2 separate regions of the Homo sapiens genome follow, and region 1 is linked to region 2. Evidence: chromatin contacts called from ENCODE Hi-C or POLR2A ChIA-PET data. All regions are on one chromosome and are shown on one strand. Each heading gives the region's core, a stretch centred on a gene start or an enhancer-like site at or near the end of the contact. The rest is flanking DNA. Distances are from core to core; before and after follow the strand shown.

Region 1 (3,054 bases), core at 524-3,023, 250 kb before region 2:
ATCTCATATATGTGTGTGTGTGTGTGTATATATATATATATATATATATATATATATATATATATATTTTTTTTTTTTTTTTTTTTTTTTTTTTTGAGACAGTGTCTTGCTTTGTCACCCAGGCTGGAGTGCAATCATGCAATCTTGGCTCACTGCAACCTCCACCTCCCGGGTTCAAGTGATTCTCCTCCCTCAGCCTCCCAAGTAGCTGGGATTACAAGTGTCCACCACCAAGCCCAGCTAATTTTTGTATTTTTAGTAGAGACGGGGTTTCACCATGTTGGTCAGGCTGGTCTCGAACTCCTGACCTCAGGAGATCCACCTGCCTCAGCCTCCCAAAGTGCTGGGATCACAGGCGTGAGCCAGCACGCCTGGCCGGTCCTTGCGATCTTTAACCCATGGCTTCCATGGCCTCTTTGTACAGCCAGCAGAGAAGGAAATAAAGATCTCCCCTGGGAAATTTTTATGGGCCAGGCCTGGAAACTGTCTACATTACATCTGGTCACATGCCATAGGCAAAACTCAGTGTGGTAGGCTGATAATGGATCCCCAGATATATCCCCATCCCAATCCTCAGAATCTGTGACTGTTACGTTATTTGTAAAAAGGGTGTTTGTAGACGTAATTAATTTAAGGATCTTGAGATGACAAGATTACCCTAGATTATTTAGGTGGCCTCTAAATGCCATCACAAGTGTTCTTATAAGAGAGATGCAGAGGGGAGACAAGACAAAAGTGTTTTCTTCGGTACCACACTTCCTCACATTGGTCTTTAATGGATATATCTTACCAACTTGGTAGAATCCTCACTTAGAAGTTTTTTCTGAATATCTGTTATGATTAGGTGCTATGCTAGGCCTGGAATAAGCACAGGCAAATGAGATACAATCTCTGCCCTTAAGACACGTGCCATTCAGGACAAGGGTCATATTTCTTTTCTTTCTTTCTTTTTTTTTTTTTTTTTTGAGACAAGGTCTTACTCTGTCACCCAGGCTGGAGGCTCCAGTGCAGTGGCACAGATAAGGCTCACTGCAGCCTCAAATTTCCAGGCTCAAGCAATCCTCCTGCCTCAGCTTCCTGAGTAGCTAGGACCACAGGCATGCACCACCATGCCTGGCTAATTTTTAAAAAATTTTTTGTAGAGATAGGGTCTTGCCATGTTGCCCAGGCTGGTCTTGAACTCCTGGGGTCAAGCAATCCTCCCATCTTGGCCTCCTAAAATGTTGGGATTACAGGTGTGAGCCACTTCACCCAGCCCATGTTTCTTTTTTATCTTGTGTCTCAAGAGCATTGTTGGAAACACATGTAAGGTGGTGATTAAATACTCTGTTAATTGTTTAGTTGATATCTGCTATATATCTGACTTAATTAAAAGAGTTCCTATTTTGCCAAATTTGTCTTTCCAGCTGCCCGAGGATTTCCACTTAGAACCTTAAATGACTGGTTCAGCTCTATGGGAATTTATGTAATTACTGGGGAAGGGAATATGTGCACTCCACAGATGCCTTGTTCAGGTAAGGTATGGCAGAGAGGTTCTTCCTGGAAGGTGGAAAATTATGCCAGAGGCTCAAAGATCTATCCCTTGCAGGCTTGCTCCCTGCAGGAGCAGCAGCAGAGCTTTAGGGGCTTGGAAAATGGTCACATCTGTGACTTTGTTTCCAGACTGAAACCCAGTGGCAAAGTCAGCAAGTGACTGGGCTTTGGTTTCAGGCTTACTTTTAATGATATATACAAACCTGGAACATACTTGGCAATCCTGTTAGTGGGAAGGGTCACTTCCTGTTTATAGCCTGAGCAGAAAATATATGCTCTTGCCCACTTCCTTGTTTCCATTTCACATAGCATAGTCATCATACCTGTGCCACACCCTTCAACCTTACTGAGGACTCGAGCCCTGGGTCCTTTAACAGTTTGTGTTGTTAAAGTCCACTGCTACTGAATGGGGTTTCTGGAAAGTAATTCTCAAACATGGTCCACTGCCTACTGGTGGGCCACCAAGGGTCTCCTAATGCTGCCAACACACACAAAAATATGGGACTTTTCTTGAGTTCTCCTTGGAACTTGATATGCATGTCCATGGGCCTTTAGTTTTGTATGTAACTTAAAGGCTACTTATTTGTAACCTTAATAGGTACCTTGGTTTTTAAAGGTTATTACAGTCTAATATTCAGAATCTAAAGTAATTGTTGCTAGGGTTTAACATTTTTTCAGTTGGTGAAATTCACATAACATATAATTAACATTTTAATGTGTACAATTCAGTGGTATTTAGTGTAAAATTTAGCAGTATTTGACGTATTCACAATATTATACATCCACCAGCTGTCTCTAGTTTCAAAAAGTGGTGTTTTTTTTTTTTGGAGACAGAGTCTCACTTTGTCACCCAGGCTGTAGTGCAGTGGCACTATCATGGCCCCCTGCAGCCTCGACCCCCTGGGCTCAAGCGATCCTCTTACCTCAGTACCCCCCAACCAGAGTAGGCTAGGACCACAGGCGCAATCCACCATGCCCGGCTAATTTTTATGTGTTTTTGTAGAGACAGAAATCTCCCTATGTTGTCCAGGCTGGTTCTGAACTCCTGGCCTCCAGCCATCTGCCCGCCTTGCCCTCCCGAGGTGCTGGGATTATAGGCATGAGCCATCTCTGGCAGCCTTTTTTGTTTTTGTTTTTGTTTTTTTGAGAGGGAGTCTTGCTCTGTCGCCCAGGCTGGAGTGCAGTGGCGCGATGCAAGCTCCACCTCCCGGGTTCACGCCATTCTCCTGCCTCAGCCTCCTGAGTAGCTGGGACTACCGGCGCCCGCCACCACGCCCGGCTAATTTTTTTTTTGTATTTTTAGTAGAGACGGGATTTCACTGTGTTAGCCAGGATGGTCTCGATCTCCTGACCTTGTGATCCGCCCGCCTCAGCCTCCCAAAGTGCTGGGATTACAGGCTTGAGCCACCACACCCAGCCCCTGCCAGCCTTTTTTTTTAAAAAAATTTTGTAGATACAGGGTCTCACTGTGTTGCTTAGGCTGGTCTCACACTCCTGGGCTCAAGCAAGTCTATTGCCTTG
Region 2 (2,755 bases), core at 11-2,510:
TGGTATCCGCAACCACAAAAACAGACAATAATCCCACCCACAAGCAGAGGAAGACGGCCGCTCCTCGGCACCGCCCCCCAACTCACTAAATTCCACTCCCATTCCGGCGTCCAGAGGACAGTGCACCTCCCGCCGTAGCCTGAGAGGGATCGGCCCGATTGGCCACGCTCCTTCAAACCACCACTTTCCCCCGAAAAAGGGACGAAAGCCTCAGGTCCCCAAACGAGCGCTCCCTCGCCCAGAGACCCCGGCTTGCACACCCCGCCCTGTTCCCCGCGGCGCGGGAGGAGAGGCCGCCCCACACAGGAAGTGTGTCCTGCGCCGGGACCTTGCGCCCAACCCGCCGGTACCTGCCCTCCGCCCCCAACAGGCGAGAAGCAGCCGCGTCCACATGGCTTCAGGTGTTCACATGGCAGTAAACGGGCCCCTGCTCTCCTGGGCGCCCCAGCGCGGCGCCCTCCCGCCCACATCCCGGCCCAGCCCCGCTGGCCTCGCCTCCAGCCCGTAGCCAAGAGGCGAGCGCGGCCGGTGCCCCCGGGGCTGCCAGGGGCCCCGAAGCAGGCGGCGCTGACTCCCGGACGCCGCCCGCTCACACCCGCCGCCTTTGCACCCAAGGCCTCGCGCGACCAGCAGGTAGACCTTCCCTCCGCACCCTCGGGCCAGCACCGGCACCCAAGCCCCGCCGGAACCCCGGGCCGGCCCAAGACACCTTAGCCCTCTGATGCCAGGCCTGGCCCGGGCCCCTGCCCGCACTCTTGGGTCGGGCCGGGCAGCAACACTCCCCTCAGCACCCCAAGCCCTGACTCGGAGTCCAGGAGGCTCCGCACTCCCAGGTTGGGTCCGGCCGGGACCTCTGCTCCCAGCCCCCGAGGCCGGACACCCCGGCCCGGCCCCAGTCCTTCAGGCCCAACCCTCTCCCTGCCCCTCAGGCCCGGGAGGCGGTTACCTGCAGGAGCCCCCCGCCCAGTCCCTCGGCCTCCGCCGGGGGCGGGCGGGGAGGGAGCGGTGGCGACGGCGGGCGGCGCTGCGCGGGGTGGGGGTGGGGGTGGCTCCGCCGCCTCCAGCTCGGGCGCCCGGGCCGGCGGCGGGGCGGGCCGGGGCCGCGGCCCCTCGAGGCTCGCTCCGGCCCGCGCGCTCGCTCCCCGGTCAGGCGCGCCTCAGGGCGGGCTCCCCTGGCGGAGGCCGCGGCCGCCTCGCAGGGGCCGAAAGCGGCTGGGCTCGGGGTTTTTTCTCTCCATTCTCCCAACACACAGGAAATAACAGAGCGTCAGGTGACGGCGCGCGGCCAATGGGGAGGCTCCGGGCCGCGGCGCGCGGGCGGGCGGGAGGGCGCGCGGCGGGGCGGGGCGCGCGGCGGGGGCGGGGCGCTGGGGGCGGGGCCGGGCGCGCGCGTGCCCACCCGCGTGCGGCGGCGTCGAGGCTGGCGCGCGCCGGGTAGGGATCGCGAAGACCCCCACCTCGCGGCAGGGTCGCACGGGGTTCTCCTCTGCGGCCGCTGGGCGCCGCGCGCCACCCGCCCAGTGCCATCTTGGCCTGCGCCTCAGGGCCGTCTTGGGGGTGGACGCGAGCCAACTTTCTGGGGGAGTTGGTGGCCCGGAATCTCTCTGGGATTTCTGGAGTTCCCTGGAGCCTCCAACTCCAGAATCGCGCCTCTTGCGGCCCGGGAGGTCCGCGGGCGAGGACCCGGTCTCCTCTCGGTGACCTGTTTAGTGGGGTCGGGCGTGGGGGCGGCTCCTGCCCGCCAAGAGCCCTCTGGGCCGGGGGCAGCCCAAGACCTAGCTGGTCCCGCCTGGGTCCCTGGCAGCCCCCGCCCATGGGTTCCAGGTGTCCGTGGAGGAACGACTTGGGTCCTCTCAGAGCCTCAGTTTCCACCGCGGAAAACGCGAGGAGGGAGGCCCACCTACCTCACCTGTAAAACGGACGCTCCAGCTGCCTTCTGCTGCGGCATTAAGAAGCTGCAATGCCAGGCTGACTGCGCCCAGGGTCCCGAATTAATTTGCCGATAAGGCGGAGGATTTGCGGTGCCAAGGCCTCAGCTTGTTCCCAGCCTTCCTTTGCAAACCTGATGTTTCTAAAGCAAAGGAAGGGCTTGACTTCTTTATAAAGAAAATCGCAATTGTAGAGCAACTAATATGTAGATGTTGGTGCCCCCACGGCCATCAAAAGTGACAAGGCCAGCAAGAGTAGGATGCGTTGAGAATTTGTGATCCTGCCCCTGACCTTTGACCTGGCCAAATTCTCCTCCCACTTTGGGCCTCAGTTTCCTGTGGGTGAGGAGAGTTTGGATTAGATGTCCCTAATGTTGGCTAAAATTGCCGATTCTAAATTAGGCTCCCATCTGTCCTAGATGTTAGGGGAGTATGTGGCTTCCTCTCCTGAAGCAACCCAACTTAAAAGTTGGGATTGGAAAAGTGCTTCCGGCAGCAGGTGGGGATTGTCAGGAACCAGGTGTGGTCTGGAACCCAGATTTCCATATATTTGAGGTACACAGCTTCCCGGGGCCTGCTTTTACTTTTTGACCTTTCACCCCACCTAGCCATTGCCTTTTCTCAGGCTACCCAAGGAGGGTCTCAGGGTCCCAGGCAGAGCCCCAGGTGGTCCTGGGCCCCTTGGCAGGAGCATGTACTTGGGGAAGGCAGTGATTTCTCCTGGCTTCTGTCCAATCTCACAAAGTGGGGGCTGGCTCCAAAGCAGGTCAGGACTATTCCTGGGGACTTGATTCCCCAACACCTCCTGCATGCCAGGCTCTTCCGGG

The links. Hi-C counts contacts between places; a loop is a spot of excess contacts on that map. ChIA-PET counts read pairs that join two places held with the same protein, here RNA polymerase II (POLR2A). Pooled maps may share reads with other maps.
Region 1: a loop to region 2 is called in a pooled map, with 2.7 times the contacts of the local background. The contact joins the enhancer-like site here to the promoter of TCF20 in region 2. A Hi-C loop is called at or near these places in 2 of 50 pooled maps. POLR2A ChIA-PET finds 5 or more read pairs at or near these places in 2 of 52 experiments (Panc1 and activated CD8-positive, alpha-beta T cell).

Annotation. Positions count from the first base shown.
Region 1 is chr22:42,020,843-42,023,896 of GRCh38, forward strand. It overlaps WBP2NL (WBP2 N-terminal like), which reads left to right. Exons shown (of 6, transcript NM_152613.3): 5 at 1,407-1,514. Among named protein-coding and RNA genes, the nearest start is that of WBP2NL, 24 kb to the left of the region's middle. Within about 2 kb of position 1,774, at least 3 of the 41 ENCODE cell types and tissues checked have a DNase peak (open chromatin) inside an H3K27ac peak, as active enhancers do.
Region 2 is chr22:42,269,393-42,272,147 of GRCh38, forward strand. TCF20 (transcription factor 20) reads right to left here and starts at 1,261. Exons shown (of 6, transcript NM_001378418.1): 1 at 947-1,261. It also overlaps the pseudogene OGFRP1. RefSeq lists an enhancer at 15-74 and silencers at 405-644, 785-844, 905-1,054, 1,195-1,354.